Linked DNA regions of Homo sapiens: regions 1 and 3 are each linked to region 2. The links are chromatin loops, found by intact Hi-C in ENCODE. Cell type or tissue: psoas muscle. All regions are shown on one strand. Region 1 overlaps HLA-DRB5 (major histocompatibility complex, class II, DR beta 5). Region 2 has its middle 35 kb from the start of HLA-DRA. Region 3 has its middle 26 kb from the start of HLA-DRB1.

Evidence for each region. A loop is a pair of places that touch in the nucleus more often than their neighbours do. Peaks named below come from ENCODE experiments on the same cell type or tissue, not always from the same donor. Only the 100,000 strongest peaks of a DNase experiment are listed, where the experiment ranks them.
Region 1: it touches region 2 in a loop (6-fold over the local background); 19 of 110 quality-filtered maps call a loop at or near these places.
Region 3: a loop joins it to region 2, with 16 times the contacts of the local background. A loop is called at or near these places in 16 of 110 quality-filtered maps.

What each region holds. Positions count from the first base shown.
Region 1 is chr6:32,520,734-32,528,733 of GRCh38, forward strand. HLA-DRB5 (major histocompatibility complex, class II, DR beta 5) reads right to left here. Exons shown (of 6, transcript NM_002125.4): 2 at 1,172-1,441. Among named protein-coding and RNA genes, the nearest start is that of HLA-DRB5, 5.6 kb to the right of the region's middle. In psoas muscle, no CTCF peak of the experiment used is centred here; no DNase peak of the experiment used is centred here.
Region 2 is chr6:32,470,753-32,478,752 of GRCh38, forward strand. No RefSeq gene overlaps it. Among named protein-coding and RNA genes, the nearest start is that of HLA-DRA, 35 kb to the left of the region's middle. In psoas muscle, no CTCF peak of the experiment used is centred here; no DNase peak of the experiment used is centred here; H3K27ac peaks cover 319 bases; H3K27me3 peaks cover 340 bases.
Region 3 is chr6:32,560,009-32,568,008 of GRCh38, forward strand. No RefSeq gene overlaps it. Among named protein-coding and RNA genes, the nearest start is that of HLA-DRB1, 26 kb to the right of the region's middle. In psoas muscle, no CTCF peak of the experiment used is centred here; no DNase peak of the experiment used is centred here.

The DNA.
Region 1 (8,000 bases), 50 kb after region 2:
TAAGATGGTTTGTAAACCATTAATAAAAGTTTTGGAATATATTTTATTAAACAGAAATGTTCAAATTCTTAACATAGAATTTTCAAAATCAACATACAAATCAAAAACTGGAGAAAATGTGGAATCAAATATCAATAAAGTGTTAATAATCTTACAGTACAAAGAACCCACAAAATCACTGAGAAAAATACTAAGCCCTGGAGATAACAGAAAATAGATCATTGTCCATTACCTACCAAATACAATAGGGAATTCTTAGAGCAGTAATTATAATTGGGCAATAAATAGGTCAAGATAATTCAAAAGAATTCCAAATAAAAAAATAAATTAAATAATAACCAGAAACATATATTTTCAACTTTTGGTGAATGTCATAATAAAGGTCAACAAAGGGGAAAGTGAGATAAGTTGTGTCACAACTATTATATATAAAAGAATAATAGGTAAGTAGTAGAAAACTATTAGCATTATAATAAAATAGTAACAGTGTATTAAAATTTTAATCAAAAAGTTAGTTTCACAGTCATTTCAACTATGTAAAAATATACACACTAAGAAAACAAACAGAAAAAATAGCAAGAAATTTAGACCTAAAGAAGCTTCAGAAGTGCCTCAGAGGTCTCCTCAATTCCCCTAGAAATTAATCTAATGCTTTTGCAAACAAACACCACACACTTTTATTTCAGAGACTGCGTGAAGGGTGGGTGCCAGGGACAGTCTGGAACTGGCCTCCTCATATTATCACAAATCTTCCACACCCCTCAGCTCTCCTCCCCTAAACCTTCACCCCAACCACACACACCTTACACTTTCCTTCCCTGCATCTCTAAGGACACGAGACAACCAAGGTCTCCTCTCTCTCCAGCCCCCTGCACCCACCTCCCATGTCACCTCCCCACAGAGGCCTCCAAGGATAAGAAGAAGCCCCCTCCTGCTTCCCCTCCCACAAAGGCCACAAAGACAAATCCACACTCTACACACACACCTGTGTCCTCAGAAGTCCTTGCTCAAGATTGAGAGGATTCTAAATGCTCACAGATGGCGCGCTCCCTCTCTGTCTCTCTCTTCCTCTCTCTCTCACACACACACACACACACACACACACACACACACACACACACTCAGATTCCCAGCTCACAAGGACCCAGGCCCCGCCCCCCACCATGCTCACCTCGCCGCTGCACTGTGAAGCTCTCACCAACCCCGTAGTTGTGTCTGCAGTAGGTGTCCACCGCGGCGCGCCTGTCTTCCAGGAAGTCCTTCTGGCTGTTCCAGTACTCAGCGTCAGGCCGCCCCAGCTCCGTCACCGCCCGGTACTCCCCCACGTCGCTGTCGAAGCGCAAGTCCTCCTCTTGGTTATAGATGTCTCTGTGCAGGAACCGCACCCGCTCCGTCCCGTTGAAGAAATGACACTCATACTTATCCTGCTGCAAGAAACGTGCTGTGGGGACACGAAGGATCCGGTCACAGGGGCGGCCTCCGGGGAAGATACTGACAGAGACGCCGCCATCCGGGGCTCCCTGGGCGGGGTGCGGGCACTGGAACCTTAACTGATCCCAACCATAACCCCGACCACGCGCAGCCCAGAGGCTCATCCTCCGTCTTCCTGAGGCGAACGGGGTGTCTGGGGGACCAGGCAGGAAAACCCCTTCTGATCCCAAGGCTTTTGGGACCCCCTCCCCGCCTCCAGCCTATTCTGGAGACCTCCAAGCAGGAGCTGGAGGAGGATCCGCCCAGCACCGGAGCCCGCGCCGCCTCCTCCTGGGAGCCTGCACCCCAAAGACAATCTCTGCTCCTTCTCTCATCCCACAGGCTTTACCCGTTCCCTAACTCCCACCGCGTTCATCCTGTGAACACTCCTTTAGTGATGACCTTGTGCCAGGCTTGCACTGCCTCTGGGAATCCAAACACGGGAAAACAGACCTCTCCACTCCGCTGGGGGAGCTTAAAGAGCAGTAAAAGTGAGGCCAAAAACCAAACACACAAGAGCTTAGACAGGAATGAGAAATGTCTGAAGTGTGGAGTTCCAGAACACAGAGTAATAGGATGATCTCAATTACATTAGGGTGCCAGAGGAGGACCTTCTGAAGGGTGACAGTTCAGATGTGACTTGGCAGGTTAAGCAGGTGTGAACCAGGGGGCGGAGTGGAGACTCTGTGTCTGTTTGGGCAAAACGGGGGAAGCACATTTCAGGTTTAGGAAATACCATGCACAAAAGCTTGAATTGATGAACTTCTTCAAGAAACTAGAACAAAGTTCACTAAAGCAGAGAGGCTGAGGGGAAGGAGGGTAAAAGATTAGACTGGAGACATCACAAGAAGCCAGGTATTGAAAAGCGTTGTGGGTGGTGTTAGGATCTGAGATTTATGCTAAAGACAGTGGGAAAGTATCAAAGAGATTTAAGGAGAATAAAACCATGATCCCATGAATGTCCACAAACCTTCCTTTGCATTTCTAAATCCACAAAGCTCAGATATTCAGTTAAAAGAAATTTGTTCATAAAACTTATTTGGCAAATTTCACCTGATAAGAGTAAGGGGTCAAAAGTGTCTCAGAGCTCTTATTGGTGACATGAGCTTCTGTAGTTTCAATACATGTAAACATACATACATATATGTGTGTAAATATACACATATGTAAAATACTATATATTTTAGATGTTTTTGTCTTTATGTTTGATTGAAGTGTAAAAATGACAAAAATAACTGAAAAATAATCCTCTGGTTAAAAGTGAAATGAATAAATAAAAGCATTTTACATTATGAATCATACCAAATGTAGAATCACTACAGAAATCTCAGGCATGTTAGTGAAAAATAATTGCAGAGCATCACTATTTGTGACTTATAAGGGCAAGTTGTTGAAAGTTAATAGAGGTAGTGCTGACCAACAACTCATGAAAATGTTGAAAAATATTGCATAAGGCAAAAACTAACTATGAAGCTATTAAACTTGCATTGACTAAATGGATTCAACAAGAAAGTGGTTGAATTTATGCAACTGTCTACTTTTGCATAATGAAGCAAGCAAAAATAAACCATAAAGAACTGAATTGGGTGCTGAGTGTATAAAAGATGTGAGTCTAGAATTTTCAGAAAGAGCACAGTGTGAAACAGTGCTCTCAGCCTCAGCACTATTGACATTTTGGTCCAGATAATTCTTTGTTGGTAAAGGAGGCTGTTCTGAACATTGTAGGTTCTCTAGCAGTGTCCCTGGCTTCTACTCATTAAATATCAGAAGAAACCCCTGTGGTGACAACCAAAAATTGCTCAAACATTGCCACAAGTTCCCCAAGGGTGATGGGAGGGAAAGGAGCGGTGGTGAACGATCCCTGGGTAAGAACCACAGGTGTGAACCATCTGAAAAAACCTGTGTTGAACAAGCCACTAGTGGTTATGGAGCAGCTGAGAATTGTATTGAAAAATATCTGTGAATATCTTGGTCCTACATAAAACGAATGCTTTATAGAATTCTGGTCCCAATACAGTGCTATCTTTCCAGAAAATGAACTTGTTGAGAACTAAGATTTACTGATTTCCTTGCATTACCAACCAGTCACCAAATCATATCATTTGTCTTTCATATCATCTTCTTTCTTAATTTCTCTGCCACTTGTCCACTAATTATCTGTAGTAGTGAATCACAACCACAGCTATTTTATTCCCATTTAATGCCCCAACTAACTCACGTCTTTCAGTCTCCCACTCCCAACAATACTAGCAGGCATCAAATTACCAGCCTTGGCCAGAGATAGAACTCTTGGTTTTGTAGTCAAGTCCCCTCAGAAAGTCAGAAACCAAGAAAATGACGTTCTCATACAGACAGTTTACAAAACATGAGCAGGTCCCCAGACTTTGTGTAGAGACCTTCACAAAGCTCCGTTTGCCCTTTAGAAATGATGGCAGAGAGGTGTGCACCCTGGATCAAACAATGTCTATCTTTCTATTCCTAAATTATGTAAGCACTTTCTTTACAGACAGAATGTTAAAAAATAAACATTTGTAAAGTCACTGTCACTGTGGCTTGCATGGCTAGCACTGTAATCCATGCTCATGTGTCCCACTTAGGGTTGACAGATTTGACAAATAAAACCAGAGGATGCCCAGGTAAATCTGGATTTCCAATAAATTGTGGTCGTGTGTCTGAAATTCAGATTTAACTAGGAACCTGTTTGTTATCTGACAACCCTAGCCAGACTTGCTAGTCAAACCTCAGAAGAAGGAATGATTTAATACTTCTTTATGTTCTTCAACACATGCCTATGATAGACTTATAGAACTTTTAAAATGATAAATGCAAAATGAATGAAAGTTTCTTTTATACATTGGAACTAGAAGCCCTTGCATCTCTGCCCCCACTCTAAGAAACAACCTGGTACATATGAATATTAGAAATTTTGTCAATAATTCAGACACAATCAAGTCACTACTCACTAATGATGGAAAAACTCTCATATTCTAGAATCAGAAAATATGAATTGAAATATGACCTCTTTTAAATGGGTCACTTTTTGCCAACCATAAGCCTATTTGTAATCTATCAAATGCATTTTATAATAATCCTCACAGGATTTTTGTAAGTGTGAAATTTAATAAAGAGTCTTCTTAGCAGTGATCACATAATAAACACTCAAATGTATTCCCATTTTAATTTTTTGATCCCTATAACTGGAGCTCACATTATTTTTTCTATTACATGATTCTAAAGCAATTAGTATCTTCATCATGATTTTGCAATTGTCTTCTGTTCTTCTATTAGTTTCATAAAGAATTGTCATTCTGAAAACAGAGGGCAGAAACACTGGTTTATGTCTAATAATGCAGTATACCTAAACCTCACACAAAAGGCACCTGCTGACATAGAAGAAATGGACTTTCTACATGCTCAGATTTAAACTGCAATCTGATTTCTAGCACCAAATTTGTGATACTGGGTTTTACTTATAACCTTTCAATTTTAGATTCCAGAGATGTACATGTTTTTATATACCACAGATACAGCAGGATCATTATTGAAATTGCATACTGAAATTCATAGGCCTGGTACACAGTCACTGCAAAATGTTACATGGCATATACTGATGGAGACCAGATTCATTTTATTCATCACTCCATTCTCATGACCTAGAGTAGTAACTGGTATATTCTAAGTCACTAATAAATATGGGCTGTGTGAAATACTGGCTGTGTGACCTCTTCATGAGCAGTCACCACTGCACACAGGGGCCCTCTAATATTTCCTTGATAATAATGACCGAGCATCTCTGGTTCACAGGTCCTCCTGCTTCTCTTCAGCCTCTTTAGCCTTTTCCTTTTGATCCAGCTGGCTCCCTGAACCCAGAGCACAGTCCTTCCCTGAAGCTCGCTACTCAAAACAGTCAACCTTAACCTTGTCCTCTCTTCTACTCGCTCTTCAAATGGTCCAATCCAGTTTCCTCCCTGGATACTCTACTGACTGCAAATATCAGCTCCACCAATCCCAGCCGTTGCTTCTCTGTCACATTCTCACTTCACCCTCCTCTTAGTGGTACTCACCACAATTGGCCTCTCCCTTCTCCTTGAAAAAAAAAAATCTATTTTTCTTGACTTACACATATGATGTAATCTTGGTTTTTTCCCAACATCCCTGGGCTCTTTCTTAGTCCCCTTTGCTGGCCTGTGCCCTTTTCTTTTTTCTCCAGACAATCTCCCTATGTAACCTCTTCCACTCCCTGGAATTTAACACAGTACACCTATTGATGCCACCAACATAAATACCTCCAGCCCTGGCCTCACCATGAGTCTCTTTTTTTTTTTTTTTTTTTTGAGACGGAGTCTTGCTCTGTCACCCAGCCTGGAGTGAAGTGGTGTGATCTCAGCTCACTGCAAGCTCCACCTCCCTGGTTCACGCCATTCTCGTGCTTCAGCCTCCCAAGTAGCTGGGACTACAGGCACCCACCACCATGCCCAGCTAATTTTTTGTATTTTTAGTAGAGACGGGGTTTCACCGTGTTAGCCAGGAAGGTCTTGATCTCCTGACCTGGTGATCCGCCTGTCTAGGCCTCCCAAAGTGCTGGGATTACAGGCATGAGTCACTGCGCCTGGCCCACCATGAGTCTTTTAAATGCCATTGACCTTCTGATTGCTCCACACAAATGTCAATAAATCATCTCAAACTTAAACAAAACTTTTATTTCCAACCACCCACTTCAAATCATTTCCTCCCACAGTTTTCCCTATCTCAATAAACACCACCACCTTTCACTAATTTGTCAAAACAAAATCCTTAGGAATAAGCTTGATATTTCTACCCCCTTTACAGTAATCCATTAACAAGGTAAGCAAAATCCACTTTATCTTTTTCACTGTCTTTATCACTAGTGAACTCAAGCCTATTTTCCCTGAGGATTCCCTGCTGTGCTCCTAAATAGTCTTCCTAACCACTTGTCAACCCCAACAATCCAATCCCCACAGAGTAGCTAGAATTAGTTTTAAAAATTCAATATAGGCCGGGCACGGTGGCTCACGCCTGTAATCCCAGCACACTGGGAGGCTGAGGCAGGTGGATCACGAGGTCAAGAGATCAAGACCATCCTGGCCAACATGGTGAAACCCTGTCTTTACTAAAAATACCAAAATTAGCTGGGCGTGGTGGTGCACTCCTGTAATCCCAGCTACTTGGGAGGCTGAGGCAGGAGAATCTCTTGAACCCAGAAGGCAGAGGCTGCAGTGAGCCGAGATAGTGCCACTGCACTCCAGCCTGGTGACAGAGCAAGACTATATCTCAAAAAAAAAAAAAATTAAAAAATTAAAAAAAAAGAATATAAATTGACTTTCCTTGTAACCATCCAGTAGCTTCCCATATCTATTTAAATAAAATTCAGGCCATGCGCAGTGGCTCACGCCTGTAATCCCAGCACTTTGGGAGTCTCAGGCGGGCAGATTACTTGAGGTCAGGAGTTGAAGACCAGCCTGGCCAACATGGTGAAAGTCTGTCTCTAGTAAAAACACAGAAAAAATAGCTGAGCATGGTGGCAGGTACCTGTAATCCCAGCTACTTGGGAGACTGAGGCAAGAGAATCACTTGAACCCGGGAGGCAGAGGTTGCAGTGAGCTGAGACCATGCCATTGCACTCCAGCCTGGGCAACAAGAATGAAACTCCCTCTCAAAAATAAATAAGATAAATAAATAAATTAATAAAATAAAATAAAATTCAAGTTTCTTACCATGGACATCAGAGCCTGATATGAGGCTCCCGACTTCCTCTCTGCATCCTACCTCATCTTCTGCCACTGCATTTCCTTGCTTGCTCACTTCAGTCCCTCTAGCCTTCTTTCTGTCCCTGCACATAATTTCCCACACCAGGGCTTCCCCCCCAATTCGGTCTCCCTGGAACTTTCGTCCCTTAGATCTTCACGACTGTCTACTTATTTTGTTTTCTCAGCTGGATGTCACTTTCTCAAGTAGGGCTCTCTAGACATATGAACTAAAGTAGGTGAATCCATTTCTCTCTTTTCCACAAACCTGATGTCTTTTCTTCAGTGCACTATGACTCTCTGAAATTTTCTTCTTTGTTAAATGCTTATTGGGTTAGTGTCTGTCTCCTCCACTCTTGTGTAACCTTGAGAGTCGGGACCCTCTCTATCTTACTCAAATAGAATGATTTGAACCTAGAAGGGAGCCCAGTACAGAGTAGCTGCTGATAAAAATAACTGTGGTTTATATTAATAAACCATGGTTCTGGGAACTGATCACTGCAAGGATCCTGGAAAGCAAGAAGGGGCTCGAGCTCCAGCACTCTTTCAATTTGATGTCACACTAGAATCCTTCTCCTCCCGGTGAGAAATACAGGCAAATTTCTTCTTTCTCCTCCTTCTAATTGGAAGAAGAATTCACAGATAAAGAAACAGTGATTTAAGAAAAAAGAAATTTTTCATTGAGATTCATTGCCTGGGCAATGAATTCACCGTGCCTGGGTGCGGTGGCTTACACCTACAATCCTAGCATGCTGGGAGGCCAAG
Region 2 (8,000 bases):
CTACTTTAAAGCTAGAATTAGTTTCTAAAACTGAACATGAATTGACTCTCCTTGTAACCATCCAGTAGTGTCTCACATCTATTTAAATAAAATTCAGGCTGGGTACGGAGACTAATGACTGTAATCCCAGCAGTTTGGGAAGCCAAGGCAGGCAGATTACCGGAGGTCAGGAGTTCGAGACCAGCGTGGCCAACATGGTAAAACCCTGTCTCTACTAAAAATACTAAAAAATTAGCCTGGCATGGTGGCAGGCCCCTGTAGTCCCAGCTACTCGGGAGGCTGAGGCAGGAAAATCACGTGAGCCCAGGAGGCAGAGGTTGTAGTGAGCCGAGGCCACGCCATTGCATCCAGCCTGGGCAACAAGAACGAAACTCCATCTCAAAAAATAAATAATGAAATAAAAAAATGAAAATAAATAAAATAAAATTCAAATTTCTTACCATGGACATCAGAGCCTAATATAATGAGGCTCCTGACTTCCTCTCTGCTTCCTACCTCATCCTCTGCCTCTGCATTTCCTTGAATGCTATAGTTCAGTGTCTCTAGCTTTCTTTCTGTCCCTGCACGTAATTTCCCACACCAGGGCTTCCTGCTCCCCCTGCCCCCACATTCTGTCTCCCTGGAACTTTCGTCCCTTAGATCTTCACATGGCTCTCTACTTATTTTGTTGTCTCAGCTGAATGTCACTTTCTCAGGCAGAGCTTTCTAAACACATGAGCTAAAGTTGGGTGAATCCATTTCTCTCTTTTCCACAAACCTGATGTCTTTTCTTCAGTGCACTATTACTCTCTAACGTTATCTTCTTTGTTAATTGCATATTGGGTTAATGTCTGTCTCCTCTATTGTTGTGTAACTTCCATGAGAGTCGGGACCCTCTCTATCTTAATCAAATACAATGATTTGAACTTGGAATGGAGCCGAGTACACAGTAGCTGCTGAGAAAAATAAGTGTGGTTTACATGAATAAACCAGGGATCTGGGAACTGATCACTGTTTGGATCCTGGAAAGCAAGAAGGGGCTCAAACTCCAGCACTCTTTCATTTTGATGTCACACTAGACCCCTTCTCCTCCCGGTGTGAAATACAGGCAAAGTTCTTCTTTCTCCTCCTTCTAGTTGTAAGAATTCACAGATAAAGATTAACAGTGATTTAAGAAATAATAAATTTTTAAATTAAGATTCATCTATTTTTTGCCTGGGTGCGGTGGCTCAAACCTATAACCCTAGCATGTTGGGAGGTCAAGGCTGGAGGATTGCTTGAGTCCAGCAGTTTAAGACCAGCCTGGGTAACATAGCAAAGTCTCATCTCTAGCAAAATTACAAAAATCAGCTGGGCATGGTTTCCTGCCTGTAGTCTCCACTACTCTGGAGGCTGAGGAGGGAGGCTCGCTTGAGCCTGGGAGGCAGAGGTTGCAGTAAGCCTAGATCATAACACGGAACTACAGCATGGGTGACAGAGCCAGGCCTTGTCTCAAAAAAAGGAAAAAATCTCTTTCAATGGATCTCATAGTGCTCTGGGTCTGTGCAAGCTTTAGGAATTTCTGGAAATGATGACAACATAGCTGGGGAAAAATAAAAACTGGAGGAAGAGGTAAGCAGACATGGCTAATTAAGGAAAGCTGAGGGCATAATGGGTGAACCTATGAAATTTAAGACAAGACCCCAGTAAGACAATGAGTTCCCAGGACTTGCTCATTGACTTTCAGCCCTATGGGATGTGAACAATGTCCACATTGTCTCTATAACCCCACACAGTATATAGTTTGAACATTATTAAATTTCTGATATTTGACTGTTTTTGACTTACAAAAATAGAATTTCATATAATTTATCCTACGTTAGTTGAATATCTTCTTGTTATGTCTAGTTAGAGCATGTAGGACATGTAGGAGAAATTTCTATAGAAAGGTTAGAAGAGATTCGTAATAAACACTAAGCTGGGCCAGGTTTTCCGAGGATGCCTTAAGTTCTTTAGGCACGAAAGAACACCCCAGAGATGCTCTTTATCTGTAGGGTGACTCCAAGTACTAAAGATCTTAGCTTCAGTTCCAGGGATTTTTCCCCATAAGAAAGACAGAGCACTAAGTATAACTTCTGTCAGAGAACCTACATACACTACAGGGATATAGGCTTTATAAACATTGGAGTTAGAAAGAAAAAGAAAGGAGATAATGGGGAGGCCATTGGTACATCCTCACATTTGAGGAAGAGGGGCCAACACCAAAGTTCCTGTGGAGGACATAACCCAGGATCCTCTAGAAGAGACCCTTTGAATTCCCTTGACTCCCACAAAATTTTCAGTAAAAACGTCATTTTGTCTGACGTAAGTCAACATAATAAAGGGAAGTGCCGTATGGGGAAATTATTTTAGCATCCTTATTTCCAAATCCTCTAAACACCCTGAGGACATGTGATGCAAAGGTTTTATTGGTGGAGATTTGAAAAGAAATGATCTGTACGAAGGCCCCTTACACAGTCTCATGGACTGTGTCATGAGCAAGTAGTCAAGCTCCTTTCGTGGAGGAGATAATTTGGGATCCAATAATACAGATGCACAATCTCTGACCAAAAAGTCACAAAGTCTTAAGGGACATGGCCTGGGCACAATGTTAACAAAACTCCCTATTTTCCCCACCCCATAGTAGCTCAACACCCACAATGTGCACTTATATCCGGTGTCCCCAGCCAAAGCCAGTGGGAAGCTCAGCACCATCAGTGTCACTGTCAGCGCTGCCATGCGGGAGCCTCCAGGGAGCTTCACACACCATGCTGGAGAACAGGAAAGGACCAGGGGCCAGAGGAGGAGGCAAGTCTTACTCAGGAAGAACTATGAACCCCTCCACCCACATTCCAAATTATGGGGAGGAGGTTACTGACTTCCTTGCTCCTGGGTTGGGTAATCTCGTGTTGGAGAACCAATCAGCATCTGAGTTCAATAGCATCATCAGTTGCTGGTCAGAGATGCTGTATGAAGGTCCTCTTCTGAAACAGAATTTCCTTCTTTAAAGGATTGTTTTTAAATTAGTACTTGAAAGATTTGATCCAGTTGCATGTAAAACACTTTAATTGGGTCCGATTGTGAGCCAGCTCTGTGCTGGTCAGTGATGTGTTCATAAGTTTGAGCCTTGTAAGAGCATTCATTTCCCACTTAACAAGACAACTGTTTGCAGAAGTGAGTGTGTGAGTGTGTTTAGGAGTAAAGGAGATGGAAGGAACATGGTTGTAAATCCGGAGACATTTAAACTGGTCCTTATTGCACCATATCTTAATGTTGTAGATTTGGGAAAATTATTTCATGTCTCACAGTTGAAATGAAGGCACTGTGATCTTTCAGGTCTTTCGATACTGGAAAATGCTGTGATTCTGTGGACGCCTGAAGGAGCAGCAGCCCCGGGTATCTGATAATATGACAGAATGACAGCTATTGACTAGAGAGCTTAATCCGTACCTGTTTACAGGTAGGGATGTCTTTAATAAGTTAAAGGAAATTGAAAGTTTGTTAATAATTTAATCTGAGTAAGAATATCTTTTTCAAGTGTGTCTCCTGATGCTGCCCCCAGGTTTAGTGGCCCCTCCAGAACACACACAGGCAAGGGGCTAACAGGGGCCACCTATGTGCAATGGAGGGTCTGAAGGTGCCTTTGTATGGCATTTACCCTAACAATGTGATAAGGTCAACTGTGCAATCCAAGTATTCATGGGTCTGAGAGATCGATCGAAGACTGTGAAAGTTAGCTGTTCATAGAACAACTCTTTTTTTTTTGAGACGGAGTCTGTCTCTGTTGCCCAGGCTGGAGTGCAGTGGAGCGATCTCAGCTCACTGCAACATCTGCCTCCTCGGTTCAAAGATTCTCCTGCCTCAACCTCCCAAGTAACTCTGACTACAGGCACTTGCCACCATGCTTGGTTAATTTTTTGTATTTTTAGTGGAGATGGGTTTCACTGTGTTAGCCAAGATGGTCTCGATCTCCTGACCTCATGTTCTTCCTGCCTCGGCCTCCCAAACTGCTGGGGTTACAGGCGTGAGCCATCGTGCCTGGCCACATTATGTTTTAAAATAATGAATATTTTATGTGAAGAGTGTTCAATCCCTCATTCTTGGTTCCCATTATGATTTCCTCATTTGATTGAGGCTATAGCACTTTATATTATGTTTCTCTTGTTTTATCATAAGGGAAGATAAAAGACGACTTTGCTAACTAATACATTTCAGAATATTCAGGAAAGAGAACACTAGGGAAAACTATGAATTACATCAGTTGATGTAACTATGTAATATTAAACATATTATTATACATTTAGATAATTACTATGCTTTTTATTAATATAAATATAACATCTAAGATTCAGAATGGACTTCAGAATACAACTATGCTTATAAAGTTCTGCATTAATTCACATGCTACCACATAGGCACTCATTTGTCTTTTTTTTTTTTTGTTTGTTTGTTTGTTTGTTTTGAGATGGAGACTCGTTCTGTCGCCCAGGCTGGAGTGCAGTGGCGCGATCTCTGCTCACTGCAAGCTCAGCCCCCCAGGTTCATGCCATTCTCCTGCCTCAGCCTCCTGGGTAGCTGGGACTACAGGCGCCCGCCACAACTCCCGGCTAATTTTTTTGTATTTTTAGTAGAAACAGGGTTTCACCGTGTTCGCCAGGATGGTCTCAATCTCCTGACCTTGTGGTCTGCCTGCCTCGGCCTCCGAAAGTGCTGGGATTACAGGCGTGAGCCACCGCGGCTGGACTAAAGTCTGTAACCTGTCTTTATGGAGAACTACTTTTGAGGCCGTACACTTCTTTCAGTAACAATATTGTCTAAGTAATGGTATGGCAAAGTTGTTTCTACCTTTTCTGGAGCTATTTTGACATTCCATTTAGTTAAAGCCTACTTTGTTTCTTAGAATAACCGATGTAAGATTTGATCTGTAGGAGTGGCCAAAAGAATGTCATCCATAAAATGAATGATGTAAGCAGTAGGAAACATATTTCGAGGCTCCTTTAATGCCTGTCCTACAAAATGCTGACATAACGTAGGACTGTTAAGCATGCCTTGGGATAAAACTCTCCATTGATAGCAAGAAACAGGTTCTTTTTGATTAATAGAAGGCACAGAGAGGGCAAATCGAGGCTTATCCTTCTTGTGTAATGGTATAGTGAAGAAACAATCCTTAAGATGTATTACTACAAGAAGCCAATCTCTAGGAATGACCACTGGAGTTGGCAAACCTTGCTGTAATGGACCCATTGGTTCAATTTGTGCATTAACTCCAAACATGCAGCAGTCACCACCTTCCGGACTTTTTTGGAATAACAAACACTGGTGAATTCTGGGGGCTTACTGACTCCTCTACATGTCCTGTGTCCTGTTGTTCTTATACTAGCTGCTGAAGTTGTGTCAGCTTCTCCTGAGATAGGGGCCATTGATCCACACATACAGGTTTGTCACTGGCCATTCTAATGGTAAGGCAGAGGGTGGAGGAGAAATATCAATGACCCTCATCAGAAATCCTGACGTCCTAGCCCTCTTCTATCTGTTTTTTCCAGTTATTGATGTTGGGTTAGCTTTTCCTCGTAGGAATTTCCCTAAACCTTTCCCACTCTGATATCCCATGTCCTTCAACATTTTAAATTCTGGGTTATCAAAGTTTTCATTTGTAAGTCTCATATTCCATGCTGTAAGTAAGTCTCGATCCCATAAATTGATTGCCATATTTGCAACATAAGGCTGAAAAGTACATGGCTGTCCATCCGGACCAAGACAAGGTAAAATGTCAGCACTCTGTTGAACACTTTTAGCTGCTCCTACTCCCACTAGGGATGTGGAGGTTAGTCTGAGAGACCATACTGGGGGTCAGTCCTTACTGGATATTACTGACACTTCAGCTCCTCTATCCATAAGTCCTATGGGCTATGGGATGGGATAGATAGATTTCCCTTGTAGTTGTGCTCTCAAACCCTTTATTTCCTCGTTTCTCCTTTCGTGGAGAAGGATTTAATTTGCAGGGAATAAGCAACGACCGAGCAATATATTCTCCCAGTTCAAAAATGCAAAGATTTTCGACATTAAAACTACTTGAATTTCTCCTTCATAAATGGAATCAACTATTCCAGGGACTACAGTCATGCCTTGCAAGTTAAGGGGGCTTTTGCCTAAAATTAGTCCTATGTATCCTGTTGGTAAATATCCCCAAATGCCAGTGGGAACCTTGGTAGGTTTGTCTCCTCCAACTAATGTAGTTCTTTCTCTGGTGGGGATATCTAATCCTGCACTTCCTGGTGTTCCTGAGGTGAGGAACACCAGGAATCAATGTTTTTCCTGAGACCCATCCCTGAAGTGGGACTGTGGTCTGAACTGGAAATGCCCTCATTGCTTGAGGGGCCCGGGTCCACGCCCCCTTCTAGTTTCGTGACAGGTGGGTGCTGTTTTGATGAAATTTTGAGCGGCACTGATTAGCCTAGTGATTTCCTTTGTTACAGTGAGGACAAAGTCCTGGTGTTTTTTTCTGCTGGGTGGGGCACTGCATCGTAATGTCCTTTCTGTCCTGAGATCTGGCGGAATTCCTTTTTAAAATGTCCAGTTTTGGCTGGACACGGTGGCTCATGCCTGTAATCCAAGCACTTCGGGAGGCAGAGGTGGGCGGATTACAAGGTCAGGAGATCGAGACCATCCTGGCTAACATGGTGAAACCCCATCTCTTAAACAAATACAAAAAATTAGCTGGGCGTAGTGGCAGGTGCCTGTAGCCCCAGCTACTTGGGAGGCTGAGGCAGGAGAATGGCGTGAACCTGGGAGGAGGAGCTTGCAGTGAGCCGAGGTTGCACCACTGCACTCCAGCCTGGACGACAGAGCGAGACTCCATCTCAAAAAAAAAAAAAAAAAAAGTACAGTTTTTCCACGGTTATAACATTTTCCCATTTTAGGGTTTGACCCTTGGTTCCTTTTAGATTTGTCAACTGCTAAATTAGCCATTGCCTGCACTAATATTGTAGAGCAATGAAGCTCATTTCCCACATCTTGACAAGCTCTGAGAAAATTTCCCAAGTTTTTTGTACACCTCACAGGTGCCGATGCACGTTTACAATCTGCATTTGCATTCTCAAAAGCTAGAGTTAAGGTTAGCATCTCTGCAGCAGTGGTGTGATAAATCTGATGCTTCATTGCCTTCTATAGTCATGCAAGAAATTGTGCATAAGGTTCTTGTGACCCTTGCATGATATGTAAAAAGGATTGCACTGGGACTCCCTCTTCTGGAATTGTGGCCCAGTCACATTTAGCAGCCTGTGCACACTGCTGGCATTTGGGAGTGCCATTTGATGTTCCAGGTCTGAATAAGGGCCATTACCTAAGAGCATGTCCTCTGTAATGTCTCTGTGTCCAGCCACACAATTCCGTCTAGCCTGGTCTGCACACATTTCTTGCCAATTTAAATTCCATGTCAGGTATGCACTAGGAGACAAACAAGTGTGAGCCAAATTCTTTACATTGAAGGGTAGAAGGCGCACAGCACCAAATACAGATACTAGCAATCCTAAAGTGAACAGGCTCTGTACACCATTATTTACCACACTCCTTTCAATTCCTTCAACAACTTAAACTCTAGTGGAGTGTGTTCATGAATAAGCTGCTATGGATTATTTGGATCAGGCCTTACAGAAATAGGAAAAGTGCAAGGTCCTAAGGGCTCTCCAGCTATGGCAGCAAGGTGTAAAATTCTCTGTATTGGGGTCTCTATTTCTGCTACCGAAGGAGGCAGTACAGATGTTTCTGCTATTGGAGGAGGTGGTATAGGCCAATTTTTATCCTCCTTCTCCTGTTTTTTATTTTCAATTGGAGCTGTGGGTGGGACAACAGATTTTTTCAGATTTTTAGACTCAGAACATCACTCCTGCTGTCCAGCAGAATAAGAAGGAGATAATGGCAGAAGGACAGTATGGACTAAACTCCAAGTGGAGAAAATGGAAGGATCAACTTTGAGACCTTTTTACTGAGCCCGTTTTAATCCT
Region 3 (8,000 bases), 89 kb after region 2:
AACAGTTCGCTGTTTGATCATATAGCCTCTGTGGAATGCTGAATTGGTGACAATTCTCCAGCCTCTGGCTCTCTATATTTCCCTCTTTCTGTTTATGTATTAATTGAAAGAATGTAAGGCCAGGTTGGGCAGCTCTCATTTTCCCATTGGCGGTCCATCCAGTTTTACAGACTATGAACAGAAGACAGAGACAAAACAACATCATTTCCAGAACTACAAATGAGATGTTAACGTAGTGTTTTAGATAGGTCCAAGGATTGAGGCTCTCCAGGCCTTGCTGGAATTCAGTCCAGTCTTCTAAAGAAGGCTGAAATTCTTGAGTTTGCTTATTTAAGTCAAAAATTTTGTTTTGTAATTCACCAATATCAAAGGTGATGTTGGATGTGAAAGCTCCCTGCAAATGGACTTTCACAAGGTCCCATGGATACTCACTTTGGTTATATTCTAACCATTTGGTTACACAAATATGAGGGTGATTAAGATGACAAAGCAATTGCTGCTGCAACTGTAAACTTTGTACTTGTTCCTCTAACCATACAACAGTGGATTTCAACATTGCTACTTCAGTTTGTAACTCAGTGTTAATTTTATTCTGAAGTAGCCACGCTTGGTCAGCCATAGGCATCCAGTTCTCCATGTAATGAGCTGTTTGAATAGAACTATGAAAAGCTGCAGAGGACATCACAACAGAAGTTATTAGTGTGACCAAGGAAACTATAGCAAAAATTATCATGCGTAAGGCTCTATGGCCATGATGAGTAAGCTGAGTTAGAAAAAGTTTCACATAATGCAAAGCAGGTGTGGCAGCCCAAGGCTTGGAAAGATTAACAGGAATCCATAGTCCAGGGATGCAACCCAAAATTATCAAAGTAGAGATATTATGTGTTTGCAATGTGCTATGATTAATGCAGTGATATAACTGGCAAGATTTACAGGCAAAAACACAAGCTGTAAATTGAGTGGTGATATTCCTTACAAATGTAACATTAAAACTGTGTCACTTACTATTGCTATTATTGGATGATATCCCAACCCAGATGCTGCCATTCATAAATGGGAGTGCTGCCTTCCATAACATCTCTTGGATTGGTCCTTTCCTCCCTAGATAATACCACTGAGGAAGAGGCAGGCTAAAGCCTGCTCCATGCCAAGCAATCTGGGCAGCAGAATAGGATTGGATCCCGGTGTGGTATAAAGAAGAAGCATTATAAGCTTGCCACCAATGCCAGTGAAATTTGTGCCATGATTTCTGATTATTATCTTTTCCATCTAGTTGATCTTTAGGTCTCCAATCCACAATATCTCCAGTTAATATTGATTATTTTTTAGCCAGTGAGCCAAGACACGGGGTCCACAGAGGGGGATAGGAACTATTGAAGGGAATTCATTCCGTATAGTCAGCACGATTAGGGCAATTGGCCTGGGAATGGTCGGTTAGCACACCAGTTACATTAATAGAACTAAGACTTAAGAAGTACATGAGTTTTCTGTAGTGACTCAACCATGTTTGAGCTTGAATTGTAAGACAGCTATGGCTGAGTGACGTCTTTGAGGTGATACACAAAGGGAGTCCTTCCAGCGGAGCGGTATAATTGATGACATTGTTCTGAGAGTCTAACTGTTCTATGTCACCGGGAGTTAGGGGTCCTGGAGCCCACGCTCCCTGATTATGATCAATCTCAGGAGGAGTGTCACTCCAGAGTATAGGCCATACTGCTGGGGGGATTGGGAATATATGCCCAATATATTTTTGCCTCTGCACAGGGAAAACATACCGCACAAGACATTATGGGTATCTTAGCCAAGAACATGGAATCAGGGGTTTTTGCCTGTCCCTGATGCTCCAGTAGTTTCTCAGCTTCCTGCATGGTTTTCCTGAGTTGTCCGCAGTTTATGAGGTTTGATATTGCCATGACTCTGATTGTCCTTCTCTCCATCTTTTCACTCAGGCTCAGCTGGCTCATGGCCCGTACTGGAGGGACCGGGCCCATGGTTGGCCACCCTGGGTTCCTCCAGTCTCCTGTTCCATGGTTGCACGCACCTTGAGGGCACCCACATGGTTTGTCCATCTCCTGTGAAAACACAAGCATACCCTCATCCCCACATCAGTAAATCCACCGGATCTTTCCATTTTCCTTTTTCTGGGGATTTCCATAACACTTTCGGAAAACCTCTCCTCTTTTTCTCTAACAGTGACCAATGTCTTTCCGCTGGAGTCTTAACATTCGTACCAGGAGTCAAAAAATTTAAAGCAAATAAGTCTAAATACAACTTTGATTGCAGTGGTAACTTGTCCCCTACTCCTCCTTTTTGTCTTTTCAACATGTGTTGTAATGTTTGATGTGCCTGCTCTATAATATCTTGTCCTCTAGGATTATAAGGAATTCCTGTTTTATGGGTTATGGCCCAAAGTTGCAGGAAATTTTGAAAAGCATGACTAGCATAAGCAGGTCCATTGTCAGTTTTTAATTGTTTAGGTATCCCCATATGAGCAAATGACAACAGAAATGTTGCCGCACATGACCAGCTGTCTCACCTGTTTGGCATGTAGCATGCAGCATATGAGAATAAGTGTCTATAGGCACATGAACATAGCTAAACTTACCAAAGGCTGCTATGTGCGTAATATCCATTTGCCAAATTTCATTTGGAGGCAAGCCTCGTGGATTACACCCTTCTATAGGTGTGGCTCCAGGGACATGCTGGCAAGTAGGACAGGCTTGTATTATAGACCTAGCTTGGCTGTGAGGCAAGTTAAATGTACAAGTAAGGGCAGAGGTGTTTTGATGCAGTAATGCATGAGAGGTTTGAGCTTGCTGAAATACAGAATCAATCAATTTATCTGCTCTATCATTACCTAGAGATAGGGCTCCAGGAAGTTGTGTGTGAGAGCAAATATGAGAAATATGAAAAGGAGCTGCATGAGAGTGAATAGTTTGTTGAAGTCTTAGGAACAAATTAACTAGTTTTGGTTCTAGGGTGCTTTTAATTGGAGCAGTTTCTACGTGACTGGCTACATTTACAACATAAGCTCAATCACAGACAATGTTGATAGGATCTGAAGCTGTGAGCTGTAAAACCTGAATGACTGCAATAAACTCTGAGCCTTGAGTGGAAATCCCAGAGGTCATTATTGTTTGAGTGTGCTTGGGTCCATAGATAGCTGCATGACCTTTGGAAGAGCCATCAGTAAAATGGTTTGTCCACCTGGAATAGGCTTGTGATGAGTAATCACAGGAAGAATGAAAGAATAGACTCTATAAAACTGCAAGATTTTGTCTGACGGATAGAGAAAACAAAGGCTTTTGTGGCTGTAGCTGGGAGGTATGCCGTTGCTGAAGCATCTGTTCTACAAGCTGTAACTCGGCTTCTGCCTCTTTGGTCAATTGCTGTGGGAAATCTAATGAAGAATCTCCTTGTAGGGTTTCATAAAGATGTGTAAGTTGATAAGTGGCAATACCTAGCATCGGGTGCAGCCAATTAATATCCCCTAACAACTGTTGAAAATCTTTTAAAGTCTGTAACCTGTCTTTATGGAGAACTACTTTTCGAGACCGTACACTTCTTTCAGTAACAATATTATCTAAGTAATGATATGGTGAAGTTGTTTGTACCTTTTCTGGAGCTATTTTGAGACTCCATTTAGTTAAAGCCTGTTTTGTTTCTCAGAATAACTGATGTAAGATTTGATCTGTAGGAGCGGCCAAAAGAATGTCATCCATAAAATGAATGATGTAAGCAGTAGGAAACATATTTCGAGGCTCCTTTCACGCCTGTCCTACAAAATGCTGACATAGCGTAGGACTGTTAAGCATGCCTTCGGGTAAAACTCTCCATTGATAGCAAGAAACAGGTTCTCTTTGATTAATAGAAGGCACAGAGAAGGCAAATTAAGGCTTATCCTTCTCATGTAATGGTATCGTGAAGAATCAATCCTTAAGATTTATTGCTACAAGAGATCAGTCTCTAGGAATGACCACTGGAATTGGCACACCTTGCTGTAATGGACCCATTGGTTTAAATTGTGCATTAATAGCTCTCAAATCATGCAGCAGTCACCATCTTCTGGACTTTTTTGGAATAAAAAACATTGGTGAATTCCAGGGGCTAACTGACTCCTCTATATGTCCTGTGTCCGATTGTTCTTATACTAGCTGCTGAAGTTGCATCAGCTTCTCCTGAGGTGGGGGCCATTGATCCACCCATATGGGTTTGTCACTGGCCATTCTAATGGTAAGGCAGAGGGTGGAGGAGAAATATCAATGACCTGCATCAGAAATCCTGACGTCCTATCCCTTTTCTATCTGTTTTTCCAGTTATTGATATCGGGTTAGGTTTTCCTTGTAGGAATTTCCCTAAACCTGTCCCACTCTGATATCCCATGTCCGTCAACATTTTAAATCCTGGGTTATCAAAGTTTTCATTTGTAAGTCTCATATTCTATGCTGTAAGTCTCAATCCCATATATTGATTGCTGTATTTGCAACATAAGGCTGAAAAGTACATGACTGTCCATCCGGACCAAGACAAGGTAAAATGTCAGCACTCTGTTGAACACTTGTAGCTGCTCTTATTCCCACTAGGGATGTGGAGGTTAGTCTGAGAGACCATACTGGGGGCCAGTCCTTACTGGATATTACTGACACTTCAGCTCCTGTATCCATAAGCCCATAACATTTCTTTCTTTTAATTTGTACTACACAGGTGGGTCTATTAGAGGCTGTGGGCTGGGATAGATAGATTTCCATTGTAGTTGTGCTCCCAAACCCTGTATTTCCTCGTTTCTCCTTTCATGGACAAGGATGTAATTTGCAGGGAATAAGCAACAATTGAGCAATATATTCTCCCAGTTCAAAAACGCAAAGATTTTTGACATTAAAACTACTTGAATTTCTCCTTCATAATGGGAGTCAACTACTCCAGGGACTACAGTGATGCCTTGCAAGTTAAGGGGGTTTTTGCCTAAAATTAGTCCTATGTATCCTGTTGGTAAAGGTCCCCAAATGCCAGTGGGAACTTTGGTAGGTTTGTCTCCTCCAAATAACGTTCTTTCTCTGGTGGGGAGATCTAATCCTGCACTTCCTGGTGAGGTGAGGAATACCAGGAATCAATTTTTCTCCTGGGACCCATCCCTGAAGTGGGACTGTGGTCTGAACTGGAAATGCCCTCATTGTTTGAGGGGCCCGGGTCCAGGCCCCCTTCTAGTTTCCCGACAAGTGGGTGCTGTTTTGATGAAATTTTGAGTGGCACTGATTAGCCCAGTGACTTCCTTGGTTACAGCGAGGACAAAGTGCTGGTGTTTTTTCTGTTGGGTGGAGCACTGCATTGTACGGTCCTTTCTGTCCGGAGATCTGGCAGCATTCCTTTTTAAAATGTCCAGTTTTTCCACAATTATAACATTTTCCCATTTTAGGGTTTGACCCTTGGCTCCTTTTAGATTTGTCAACTGCTAAATTAGCCACTGCCTGCACTAATATTGTAGAGCAATGAAGCTCAGTTCCCACATCTTGACAAGCTCTGAGAAAATTTCCCAAGTTTTTTGTACACCTCACAGGTGCCAATGCACATTTACAATCTGCATTTACATTCTCAAAAGCTAGAGTTAAAGTTAGCATCTCTGCAGCAGCAGTATGATAAATCTGATGCTTCATTGCCTCTTGTAGTCATGCAAGAAATTGTGCATAAGGTTCCTGTGACCCTTGCATGATATGTAAAAAGGATTGTAATGGGACTCCCTTTTCCGGAATTGTGAAATTGTGGCCCAGTCACATTTAGCAGCCTGTGCACACTGCTGGCATTTGAGAGTGCCATTTGATGTTCCAGGTCTGAATAAGGGCCATTACCTAACAGCATGTCCTCTGTAATGTCTCTGTGTCCAGCCACATGATTCTGTCTAGCCTGGTCTGCACACATTTCTTGCCAATTTAAATTCCATGTCAGGTATGCACTAGGAGACAAACAAGTGTGAGACAAATTCTTTACATCGAAGGGTAGAAGGTACACAGCACCAAATACAGATACTAGCAACCCTAAAGTGAATGGGCTCTGTACGCCATTATTTACCACACTCCTTTTAATTCCTTCAACAACTTAAACTCTACTGGAGTGTGTTCATGAATAAGCTGCTATGGATTATTTGGATCAGGCCTTACAGAAATAGGAAAAGTGCAAGGTCCTAAGGGCTCTCCAGCTATGGCAGCAGGGTGTAAAATTCTCTGTATTGGAGTCTCTATTTTTGCTACTGAAGGAGGCGGTACAGATGTTTCTGCTATTGGAGGAGGCGGTATAGGCCAATTTTTATTCTCCTTCTCTTGTTTTTTTATTTTCAATTGGAGCTGTGGGTGGGACAACAGATTCTTTCAGAACATCACTCCTGCTGTCCAGCAAGCTAAGAAGGAGATAATGGCAGAAGGACAGTATGGACTAAACTCCAAGTGGAGAAAACGGAAGGACCAACTTTGAGACCTTTTTGATGAGCCTGTTTTAATCTTTCTGCTCTGTCCCAATTTTCCATATCAAGAGTGCCTGTCTGTGGGAACCATGGGTTATGCATAATAACCTCCTGCAGCATCTTAGTTAATGTCTGAGATCTAACCTGAGCACCAGATTATTTCAACAAAACTTTAAGCAACTGCACATAATGTTTTTCTTCAATAGACAAATTCTGCCTCACGTTACCCTGATTCAGAAAACTTCCCGTTCCCAGTACTTCTTTAGAGCACTGACCTTATATTGCTCCCAGTACCTCTTTAGGGCACTGACCTTATATCAGCTGCCAGCAGACTCATCCTGGGGTCCCCATTCATCTTGTCAATTTCAATTCCTCTGCTCCAGCAGACCTTCTTTGTTCACATTCTCATGTCCCTGTGTTTAGAAACCACTATGGCGTCGCCCTGTCGCTGTTTGAACATCACTATGCCATGGACACTGTTGGACTGAACAAAGGAGGACGAATGTGGGAATAAAGACAAAAGAGTATATTTGGAAGAAGGGGTCAGGGGCACCTTGCTCTTTGTGAACAAGGGCCCTGAGCTTTGAGCTTCCTTCGTATTTACTGAAAAGAGATAGCAAGAAGGGAGTGGTTGTCGGTCTGCTGCTTGCTCCAGAGCAGCCTTGCAAGACTGCATTCCTCGAACAATAGGCTCTAGATGTCCCAGCAGATAACCTTAAGGAACCCGGCACCATGGAGTTATTGCCCTCAGCAAACCGTCTGGTGGCCAGCACAGAGGAGAGTTTGCCCCTATTCTGTACTCATGATAAACAGTTTGCTGTTTGATCATATTGCCGCAGTGGAAATGCTGAGTTGGTCATGATTCTCCGGACTCTGGCTCTCTACACTAAATGGATTCAACAAGAAAGTGGTTGAATTTATGCAACTGTCTAGTTATTTATAATGAAACAAACAAAAATTAACCATAAAGAAGTGAATTGGGTGGTGATTGTATAAAAGATGTGAGTCTAGGCCAGGCATAGTGGCTCACGCCTGTAATCCCAGCACTTTGGGAGGCCAAGGCAGGTGGATCACAAGGTCAGAAGATCGAGACCATCCTGGCTAACACGGTGAAACCTCATCTCTACTAAAAAAATACAAAAAATTAGCCAGGCGCGGTGTCAGGCACCTGTAGTCCCAGCTACTTGGGAGGCTGAGGCAGGAGAATGGCATGAACTCGGGAGGCGGAGCTTGCAGTGAGCCGAGATCGTGCCACTGCACTCCAGCCTGGGTGACAGAGCGAGACTCCGTCTCAAAAAAACAAAACAAAACAAAACAAAAAGAGGTAAGTCTACACTTTTCAGAAAGAGCACAGTGTGAACCAGTGCTCTCAGCCTCAGCACTACTGACATTTTGGACCAGGTAATTCTTTGTTGGTGATGGAGGCTGTTGTGTACATTGCAGGTTCTCTAGAAGTGTCCCTGGCTTCTACTCATTAAATATCAGAAGAAATCCCTGTTGTGACAACCAAAAATTCCTCCAAACATTGCCACATGTTCCCCAAGGGTGA